Regions from separate parts of the Homo sapiens genome. Here region 1 is linked to region 2. Evidence: chromatin loops called from intact Hi-C (ENCODE). Cell type or tissue: OCI-LY7. All regions are shown on one strand. Links, peaks and the distances in the headings refer to the core of each region. The heading gives the core; the rest is flanking DNA.

Evidence for each region. A loop is a pair of places that touch in the nucleus more often than their neighbours do. Peaks named below come from ENCODE experiments on the same cell type or tissue, not always from the same donor. Only the 100,000 strongest peaks of a DNase experiment are listed, where the experiment ranks them.
Region 1: it touches region 2 in a loop (5-fold over the local background); 50 of 110 quality-filtered maps call a loop at or near these places.

The regions. Positions count from the first base shown.
Region 1 is chr20:62,154,032-62,159,397 of GRCh38, reverse strand. SS18L1 (SS18L1 subunit of BAF chromatin remodeling complex) reads right to left here. Exons shown (of 11, transcript NM_198935.3): 2 at 650-726. Among named protein-coding and RNA genes, the nearest start is that of SS18L1, 13 kb to the right of the region's middle. In OCI-LY7, for the core only: CTCF peaks have their summits at 2,100 and 2,308 (motif pointing right); a DNase peak (open chromatin) is centred at 2,297.
Region 2 is chr20:62,008,434-62,013,799 of GRCh38, reverse strand. It overlaps TAF4 (TATA-box binding protein associated factor 4), which reads left to right. Exons shown (of 15, transcript NM_003185.4): 3 at 866-985; 4 at 3,635-3,754; 5 at 4,626-4,748. Among named protein-coding and RNA genes, the nearest start is that of MIR3195, 54 kb to the left of the region's middle. In OCI-LY7, for the core only: CTCF peaks have their summits at 2,580 and 2,796; a DNase peak (open chromatin) is centred at 2,769; H3K27ac peaks cover 427 bases.

The DNA of each region.
Region 1 (5,366 bases), core at 303-5,302, 150 kb before region 2:
TGGGGACCCAGTCCCTTCACCCCACCCACACCCAGGGGTGTCTGAGGCCATTCACGCACTTCCCACCTCCAGGTCAGTCTGACGGCCACTTGGACAGCCGCTTGGAGGGTGGCAGACTGGCCACGCACCCCTCCTACGCATCAGGCCCTAGGTTCACAGGGTCACAGGAGGTCCCACCTGGAGTAGGTGCTGTCTCCTGGTGCGCTGGCTGTTGGCCACAGAGCTGCCCAGAGAGGCTGGCCCAGGCCTCCCCACACTGCTCCTGCCTCCCACTTTCCGCCTCCCTCAGAACTACCCCAGTTCTGGCAGCAATGCTTCGCAGCTGTGCCAGGGACTCTCGGGACATATCTGGCCTCCGTGCTGGGGGACTCTCGGGACATATCTGGCCTCCGTGCTGGGGGACTCTCGGGACATATCTGGCCTCCGTGCTGGGGGACTCTCGGGACATATCTGACCTCCGTGCTGGGGGACTCCTGGGACATATCTGGCCTCTGTGCAGGGGACTCCTGGGACATATCTGGCCTCCGTGCTGGGGACTCCTGGGACTTATCTGATCTCTGTGCTGGGGGACTCTTGGGACGTATCTGGCCTCTGTGCTTAGACTCTGCATGACACCCTCCAAGTGTTCCGGTGTATGGCGGGCACTCACTGCGTGCACTCGGCCGTCTTGCCCTTGCTCTGGTACTCCAGGATGCACTGGATCAGGTGGTGGTTCTCGTCCAGCATCTGCGGAGAGAGCGTGAGCGGGCGCTGCCGACGCGGGGCTGTCGCTGACCCTCGGGATGAACAGCCATCGCTACACATCTAGTTTTCATATAGGTTGAGCGTCCCTTACGTGAAACGTGTCAGATTTCAGATTTTTCCAGATTTGGGGATATCTGTATTAGACCCACCGGTTTGGCATCCCTAATCCGAAAACCCGAAATCCAAAATGCTCCAATGAGCATTTCCTTTGAGCCTCATGTTGGTGCTCAAAAGGTTCTGGATTTTGGAGCACTTCAAATTTCCAGATCTCGGATGCTACGCCTGTTCTGTATACGAAACTGTCGTTACGTGCATTGCCTCAGCCACCACAGACCGAACATTCACACCTCCCTGTGCTGGGGACTTCATCCGTAAGCGGCAGGGCCATCTAAGCCCACAAATGAAAACACAGAGGCCCCGTGCCCCCAGCAGCCCCCAGCCCGAAGGACCCTCCAGCTTCCAGGGCCCTTGACGGCAGAGCATCTGTGCAGCAAGGGTCAGCCAAGCCGATGGCAAGGATGTCAGGACCCTGTGGGCACCCCACAAGAGGCCCTGGTGCCCCTAGCTGGAGGGGATAGCCTCGAATTGCAACCACACAGGGTGGGGCACAGGTAACTGCCCCCTCCCAAGGATCAGCAGGGGTCCAGGGCACTCCCAGGTGGTAAGGGCATCGAGACTTCCTGCAGGGGCTGCACCAACCGCGGTGAGGGAGGGAAGGAAAGGGTCTGGGGGGGTCAGGGACGGCACCACCGGTAGAAGAAACCACACACACACACAGGCCGGCGTGGGGGCAGAAAAGATGCGTGAGACTGCGGAACCGGGCATGACCTAGACCTGGGGCTGGCACCCCGCAGCCCTCACCCCCAGGGGTGCTGCGCTGAAATGCAGGAGAACGGCACGATAGGCCCACAGGCCACACAGGGAAGGCCGGTCCCGTCTTGAACCTTCCGTGTCTTACACATAAAGTGTGTGTGCACAGACAAGGTCATGACCCTAAACCCAGATTAAACCAGTTTCAAGTGACTCAGGTGAACAGCCAGATGTGGGCCTCCCAGAGCTGGGCCAGGGGTCTCTCTGCAGGCGCCACGTGCTCCTAGAACTGGCAAAATGGAGGCTTCTGGTCCAGGGACGGCCAGGCATACACTCCGCCAAGCACGGTCTGCGCTCAAGATGGGCACTGCCAGGAACCTGTCAGATGCAGGGGCTCAGCCTGTCTCTGACCTGGTGACCCACGTGCCTGGCCACACCTGAGCAGCAGGGGGCTGGGCCCACAGATTCCCCAGGTTTCCTTCCCAAAGCGCCTCCTGAACGTGCTCTGTGGCCCCAGGAGGGCTCCGGAGCACTCCCCAAATCAAGCGGCCCAAGGCCTTGCGTCCACACACCTGCACGTAGTCAGGACGTGCTGAGTCTGGTGGTTGGTAGAAGTGGGGAGGGGTGGGTGGCAGCAGAGGAACAGGGGCTGGGGCCAGGCGGCATCCTGCAGACACCACACAGGACGCCCACAGGCCGTGGGGAGCAGGCACAGGAGAGCCGGCTCTTTCAAGGTGTCCACCTGGGGGCAGCACTGGGTGGCCCGCGGAGACCCAACGGGAGGCGAGAGAGGAGAGAGGGGGTATGGGAGGGGACTGAGAAGAGGCGACACCCGCCCTGTGACCAGCTGCCTCTGTCTGCAGGGAGGCACAGAACTGAGCCCACCACGCCTGCTGCTTTTCATAAAAAGGCCTTTTCTCAGAGGCTGGCACCCAAGGAAAAAGCAGTGCCTTTTGGCTCCACTACAGCGTGCTGGGTCACTCAGCCCTAGGAGGCCGCTCCCGACAGGAGCTCTACAGGCCCTGGAGCAGGGGAGCCCCAGGGCAAGGGGAGGAGGAGCCCACCTGCCTGCCTGGGGCCTTGGGGCCACCCAGCTGTGCCTCCACCCTGCAACGTGGCCCCTCTAACTGCGATTTGACCTTGGGGCCCAAACTCATCCACAGGCAGAGGGAGCCCAGGGTGGAGAGAGCCAAGCCAGGCCAGCTCACAGGGCAGAGCCCGGACCCACAGCCCCAGCTGAGTGACTGCCCTCAACTCAGCTTCCTCCTCCGCCGGTCTCCACGACTTCAGGGTTGGTTTCTCCTGCTCTATTTTTTCTTAAAGTTATACCTTCCCCCTTTCCACTCTTTACCACTTTTCTCCCTGCTGGGGACAAGGTGCCCTGCACTCAGCTGAGCCCAATGGGGCCGAGGAGCCATCCTGAGATGGGGGTGGGGGGCCGCCAGGGGACACTGTGGGCCAGGCTTACCAGTGGGCAGGTGAGGGAGAGTCCACCTGCCAGGCGCCAGCATTCCAGATGGCTCTGCCTTCAGATGAACTGCAGGAAGGGACAACTATGGGCTTTCTTCCTTTCCTTCTAAAGGGCTTCCCCTCCTTGACTCCTAACCCCCAGGCAGAGATTGTCTCCAGGGACACGAACTAGACACGGCGGGCATTTCAGCATCACTCCCAGCACGGGGCCGGGATGGGCCGGGGGGCGCAAGCCACTGACTTCATTAGGCAGAGCCCCGCGGGTGTGCACTGGCCAGGGCAGTGCCGCGAGGTTTATGTACGCACGACGAAGCACGACGAAACACAGTACTGGTGTGGGTGTTTAGAAAACTGGATACAGAGAACTTTCTCATGTATGTTAGACACATACCCACTTGAAAAAGGGCAGGACAGGCAGAATGAAAGGTGGAAGACTGGACACCCCAAACCCCAGGCCCCGGCCGGCGACTAAGGATGGAACAGGTGTGGCCTTCTAAGGACAGAATGGGGAGGGCACAAGATGGCAGCAGCGGGAGTTTGGAAGCTGAAAAGCACATGGATGAGTAACAACTGAATCAGTGCCCCCAGGGCACCTGGCCTGAGCCACACTGTGCTGCGAAGCCCCACAAGGCTCAGGAATGTTAAAATTCTGGCACCTTTCAGGGTCGCCCAGGATCTGCTGGCAGGAGATGGGGTTGGAGGAGGGGGCGTCTCCAGGAAAGTGACCAGCCTGGAGGAAAGATGCTTGGGCACTGAAGGGAAAGAGCACCTCAGAGTGAACCACAGGCCACACGCCTGCCTGAGCATAGCAGGCAGTGCCCCGGCCTCCAATCCGCAGAAGCCACAGCGGTGCGGCCCCCACCTGCCATTTGAAAGACAAAGGCCAAAACCAGCCACAGAGGCCAAAATCCAAAGATGAAGGTTATGCAAGACGGAGACTTTTTCTATTTGCTTTTCTTCTGAGACAGGGTCTCGCTCTGTCACCCAGGCTGGAGTGCAGTGGCGTGATCTTGGCTTACTGCAACCTCCACCTCCCAGGCTCAAGTGATCCTCCTACCTCAACCGCCCGAGTAGCTGAGACTACAGGTGTGTGCCACCATGCCTGGCTAAATGGGTTTTTTTTGTTGTTGTTGTTGGTAGAGACAGGGTCTCCCTGTGTTGCCCAGGCTGGTCTCGATCTCCTAGGTTCAACTGATCTGCCCGCCTCTGCCTCCCCAAGTGCTCATTACAGGCATGAGCCATTGCACCCGGCCTGAAACTTTTTAAAAAAATCCAACAAAACCTATTATTAATATCCTCACAAAGTCAGCCGGTGCAGTGATGCAGGTTACTGGAGCCCCAGAAAAGAAGATGATGCCAGTTAGAAACAACAGAGGGGGCAGAAGAGCTCTGGAGGTGAAAACCTGTTAGTCAGAACACAATTCAACAGAGGGGCGGGATATGAAGTTGAGGAGGAGTCCTGGAAAGCAGGACGGATCGACCGAGGTGAAAACAGAAAGATCACGAAGAAAGGGAGTGGGCCAGCGCGGCCCTCCAGGAGCCCCAGAGACAGGAGCAGTGAAGAAATCACCCCCAAATCCTTCAATCATTTTCTCAGAGCTGAAGGACGCATTTCCCCATTGGAAGGGCCCCCAGGTGACCAGTTTGCCAAAAAAGACCAGGGACAAAGAAAGATCCTAAACATGACAGGAGAGAAAAACCAGGTTCCACGTGAAGGACAGTGGATTCCGACAGCACGGAGCCTCCTACATGGGCCCGCAGGGTGCAACGACCTCACGGAGACTTCCGGAGGAGCTGTGTCCCATACCAAGGGACACCCCCTGAGGTGTGATGACCCAGTCCCAACGGAGACCTCTGGGGGGCCGATGGCCTGGCCTGAGGGAGGCTCTGGAGGAGAGATGAACTCACCATGGAGGTTTCCGGAAGGGCTACGGTCTGATCCTGAGGGAGACTTCTGCGTAGAAATTCTAGTCCGCCGAAACCGCAACCAGGCGTGAAGGGGGAATGGACGCACTTTCAGACCCGCAAGTTAGGAAAACGCACCTTGTACCCAAACCAAGGGCACTCGATGACTGGCCGGCATTCTTCAAAAACTGTCAGAGTCATCAAAGACAAGGAAGATGAACAAGTGGTTCTCAACAGACATGGTCCCAGGGTCCTTCCAGTAATCCTTAATGATGTCCTACAAAAGCCATTACCGGGACAACTGGGAAGTCACAGTGAGTTGGAGCAGACGGCTGTGCTGCTGCCATGTCAGCTCCCCCGTTTCAATCTTTGTACGGCGTCATGTCCTCGTTGGCAGCAAAGTCACGTTCAAGCATTTGGGAGTAAAGGGGCACCAA
Region 2 (5,366 bases), core at 115-5,114:
TCTGTGTCTGGCCCCATGACTGTCACCTGCACGTGCCCGCACGCTGCGTGTTCCTGCCCCGTCTCCTGCCGTGTTTCCCTGGCACTGTGATGCTGCTGCTCTGAATGACCTGGCAGGTTTGTGAAGACTGGAATGACTTGATCAGCATCCTTCTCCTGCTACGTGAGCTGCGTACCCTCTGGAGTTGTGCCTCTGTCCCATAGACAGGGACGTGGACGGACGTGCCGGAGGCTGCCAGAGACCACCCAGATCTGAAGTAGCACAGAACGGTGTCCTCAAGTCTGCAGCATCTGTCTGCTGAGTGGGACACTGTGGAAGACACTCGTGGCTTCACTTGCACTGTGGGCATCCCATTGCAGTCTGCCATCTGCTCTTTCCATGTCAGTCTCTCTCCGACAAACTTCATGGGCTCAGGACTTGTGGCGTCCCTCTGTCCTGGGCAGCCACCTTCCTTCCCCTCTCTGGCACTGACTGGCCATCTAGCCTAGGGGCGGCCACCTCCCTACCCCTTTGCGACACTGACTGGCCGTCTGCCTTTGCATCCTTTTTAGTGATTGTTAACGAGGTCACAAGCCAGCAGCACGAGGATTGATTTCTAGATACCTGCGTTCTTCAGAGATGACCTTTTGTAGACTCTGTTAAGAAGCCTAATGATATGTTTATTGTAGTATAGGAAAATGTTTGTCATACACTTGTTCTTTGGTAAGAAAACTTTAGAATTACAGTGGCTTCATTGCAGATCACGGATAAGCCTGGGACCCACTTGGATATACTAGTTACATATGGAAGGAATAATTTCTGTGTACCTGGGGGTGGGAATTCCTTTTACTTGCGCTCGTTTTAGGTGACTCTGCTTATTTTTCAGGCACCTGGAACACCTATCATTGCACGGCAGGTGACCCCAACTACCATAATTAAGCAAGTGTCTCAGGCCCAGACAACGGTGCAGCCCAGTGCAACCCTGCAGCGCTCGCCCGGCGTCCAGGTGAGAGGGCAGGCGGCGGATCTCTTGAGGCTGCAGGGGCCACGAAGTGTGATTTCTTTGATGCAGAGATCAGGCCTTAGGAGTTTTTTTTTTTTTTTAAACTGGATACTACGTCAAATCTGGGGAGGAAGGTTCTCTGTGAAGAAAGTGCTTTTTCTTTGACCACCAACATGGGATAAGTCAGGATTTCTTTTTTTCTTTTTTCTTTTTTTTAGTCACACAGAATTTAACACCAGCAGCACTGTTCAAGCTTTCCACCATGTTGGAAGCATTAAAACTATGTCCTTACTAGTACTTGATCATAAGGCATGTCTGAAGCAGAAGCAGCCTGCGGTGAGGACAGTGTGTGTGTGCACATGTGGCCTTGTGTGTAACTTGAGGACGGCGGCTGTCGCTAAGGTGAACGTGGCCGAGGCGTCGCTCTCACTGTTGCAGGCACATGGACCGTAACTTTCACCGCACCCTGGGAAGCAGATGACATCGCTCCCTTCATCTCGTGGTGCGGCGCTTACACTGAGGCAAGGGAGGCTCTGGGACTCACTCCCGGCCATGCCACCTGCACGGTGCCTGCCACGCCACGCTGCCACCTGCCGCTCACATCCCTCGTCTGTAGTGAGAGCATCGTTCTAGAAGGGTTCTGTATCCACCCTGGTGGCCGCTGGTTTCTAGAACAGCGTTTTCATCTGCAGAGAGGAGCGTGTCCCAGAGCAGGTGCTGGCCCCTCTCCTAGTGGTGCTGATGCTCCTGACAGCTCAGCCTTTGGCCTGCAGATCCCAGAAGGGTTTGTGTGCAGGCCAGGCTGTTCTGGAAGGGGTGGCGGAGGTGTGTGGAGGGGAAGGGGCTGGCCGGTCAGACGCACCTGGTGAGGGAAGCAGCTTTCTCTGGGCAGTCAGCAGGAAGCAGCTGGGAGAAAAATGGTTCAGGGGTTTTTCTTGGTCACCTGGTGTCTGTGAGCATCCGTGGATGCGTAGGTCTCTATGGTGTTGGTCGCTGCTGGTGAAGCACCTGCCATGAGCCAGGCAGTGGGCCTGGACGCTCTGCAGAGAGATCCAGAGTCCTTGCCTCAGTGCCACAGGCCCTTTTCCCATTGCTCAGTGGTGAAATGGAGGCTGAGCCCCAGGGGGTGTGGACTCCAGGGGCAGCTCCCCCCGCAACCCCGGCTCTTCTACCCTCACTGGGTCATGTCCTGGCTGGCTGCAGCTGCAGTGGGTGAAAGTGGGTGGAAGGGCGGTTCAGTACCAGGGAGATGTGTGCTGGCCTTTGGTGCAGGCCCCGCCCTTGGTGTTTTCCCTGAAGGAGCTTGCTCAGTCCTGTGCTCTGATTGGTGCGTCTGGATTTTTGGTTACAGTGACTTTTTTGAGAAGGTAGTTGGAGCTTATGGTTAAGTTTTTGCATTATACTTAGTGGCAGACACAATCTGGATATCATCTGAGTGAAATATGTGTTCTTAGGAGTGGAAGTAAGTGTGAGGAGTCAGTTTTGATGGGAAAGAAGACTCCCAAAAGATGAGGTGGGTCCTGGGTACTCCCAGGGTCCAGAAGCAGCAGCTTGGTGTGTCCTTTTATGTTTTCTTCACTGGAGGTTTTTATTTGATGTTTTTCAGTTAAAAAAAAAATCCATGCTTATTGTTACAAGTGAAAAGATACACAGACTTAGAAACAGTCCCTCCACCCTGCTGCCTCCTCACAGCCCATCCGCACCCCTCTGGAAGCGGGGCTGGTTCAGAGTTGCTTCCCACGTGCTGGCGGGGCTGCACCCACCGGGAGAGAGCTCGCTGCTCCGGAGCCATTCTCAGGCTTACACTGCCCCCTGCTTTCAGAAGTTGCAAAGGAGTGTTTAAAAAATTGGAGACAGAAAATGTTGACTGCTAGATTTATACATTGGAAAAGTACTAGTTTAAAATATCAGTAAACATTTGCATTCTGATTATTCATGTAGAATGGAAATGTTAGGAATCGAGTACAGGCCACTGAGTTGTCTGAGCTACCTTTTGGCGTCTGGCTGTTCATTTGCTTAGCAAAGCAGCCCCTCCTTTCTGACAGTTTGACACTGATGACCCATCCTCCATTGCTCGAATCTGCTCTGAAAACTCCCCTCTGTGGGAGGCTTCTTGTTGACACTCACTTTTGGGGAGTAAAGAAAGGTGGGTTTGGGTGATTGCAGGGAGCTGGGGACCCTCCCCTATGGGAGGCTGCGGCTGTGGAGCCCTGACCGCCCTGTAGCCAGCCTCTGCACCTGGGAGGATGGAGCTTTCAGGAGCCGTTCTTCTGTTTGTTGTTTTGATTTCTGAGAGATGGGGATCTGGGTTGCCTGTTAGGATTATTTACTCTGGTCTCTATGTGACTTTTTCCATGGACTTCTGAGGACTGGGGTCTCTGCAGTGCCTGGCTTTGTGAACGTCCGTTTTTGATGCAGGTGCAAATCATGCCTTCCTCACCCGCTCAGGACTGCGATCGTCAGGGCACAGGGCAGGCCTCCCAGCAGCACTCCCGTGTCCAGCGGGCTGGCAGGTGGCCGGGGTCCTTGGCTTCCTGGGCGTCCTGGCCACCGCAGGGAGGCTTGTTTTCTTTTGCTGGGCGTGAGGCTGGTCTCCCCCTCGTCAGCTGGTGGCGTGAGATGCCCTTACCTTGTGTTTTTGGATTCTTGTAGCCTCAGCTCGTTCTGGGTGGCGCTGCCCAGACGGCTTCACTTGGGACGGCGACGGCTGTTCAGACGGGGACTCCTCAGCGCACGGTACCAGGGGCGACCACCACTTCCTCAGCTGCCACGGTAAGAGCCACTCCTTTCCGTGCCTTCAAAGACGGTCAGGCCCGTGGCGCAGGTCAGAAAATGCAGCCTTGAGACCTCAGGCCGGCTTCTGTCCCAGACCGCTCACTGCTTGCTTCACAAAGCAGTGAACAGTCTGGGGCCCACGTGAGCACGTGGGGCTCTGCTGCTGTGCTGTGTGAGGTGGGCTCCGAGGGCCTTAGACCGCAGAAGTCTGCAAACAGCAAAAGCCCAAACACCTGCCTTTGAAAAAGTCACTGGTGCACTGTCGCGTTGTATGTAAAACAGCAGCGCCACCCGTTTGTACACACTCGTAGTGTCGGCCTGTATCGATACACATCTTTATTAAAACAGAAGAGTCACTGGTGAACTGTTGTGTTCAGTGTGTAAAACAGCAGCGCCACCCGTTTGTACACACAGTGTCGGCCTGTATCGATAGACATCTTTAAACAGTGGGCCCCACTTGACGCCTTTTTGGTGTTTCTTTGCTGCGTACTTTTCGTTGCTTTAGTGACCGCATCCTATTTGGTTCCTTCTGTGTCCGTTTGGATTGGCATAGGTTGTCCTTATGGTCAGCAACATTGTAGCAGGCATCTTCGCAGAGTCTCTTTTCACTTTTTTAATTATTTGCATAGCTGCATTCCTAGATGTGGCCTTGCGGGGCTGAGGGAGATGCTGACTTCGGTGGCCATGTGACTGATGTGGCTGGCCTGCCCCATGGCCCAGGGTTCCAAGAGGTGGTGCGTTTTCTTGAAAGAAGTTTAGAGAAGAAATATATGTATCTTTTGTACATATGCATATTTTAGTAACCAAAGGCTGTGACAAAAATCTGCCTTTTAAGATTTTTCACTTATATCTTTTTACTTTAATCCAGGAAACTATGGAAAACGTGAAGAAATGTAAAAATTTCCTATCTACGTTAATAAAACTGGCTTCATCTGGCAAGCAGTCTACAGAGACAGCAGCTAATGTGAAAGAGCTCGTGCAGAATTTACTGGTGAGAAACCTTGACTTTACATTCCCTTTCCCCTAAAGCCTGTTGCATAGGACAGACACCTGTTGCTGCTGTGACCTGTGCCCGGGAGGCCTGTGCCAGCAGGGAGAGCTCCTCTGGAAGGCTGCAGGCGAAGGGGAGGGGTGCACACGTGTCGAAGGCGTGTGTGGCCTAGCTAAGGAGACTCCTTCCTGGGGCTGGGTGTTCTGGGGCCGGCGCCTGGAGGTCTCCCGGGCTTTGCCGTTTTCTGGTGCCTGCGTCCCTTGTCTGTGGCTCTCTTCTCCTCTGGCTGCCCCAACCATGCTGCACTCTGGTCAGGGTCTCCAGCAACTCCCTTCTGGCCCTCTCCCCACTCCTGTGTGACCTCTTATAAAATTCCCAGGTGTCCGCAGTCCCGGCTGGAACAGGCATTCTGCACCCTGAGCCACCAGAAGCCCCCTCCCCATGGAGCAGACCAGCTGAGGCACATTCGCGCTCCAGTGGCAGAGCCGTCCCCCCCACCCCCACCCCTCCCGAAACCTCTGTCGCAGAGAACAGCACTCTGTCCCCTGGCCGGAAGGTGGGAGGGAGGATTCCTGGCAGCCTCCCCTCTCCTTAACCCACAGTCCCAAGCTCCAGATC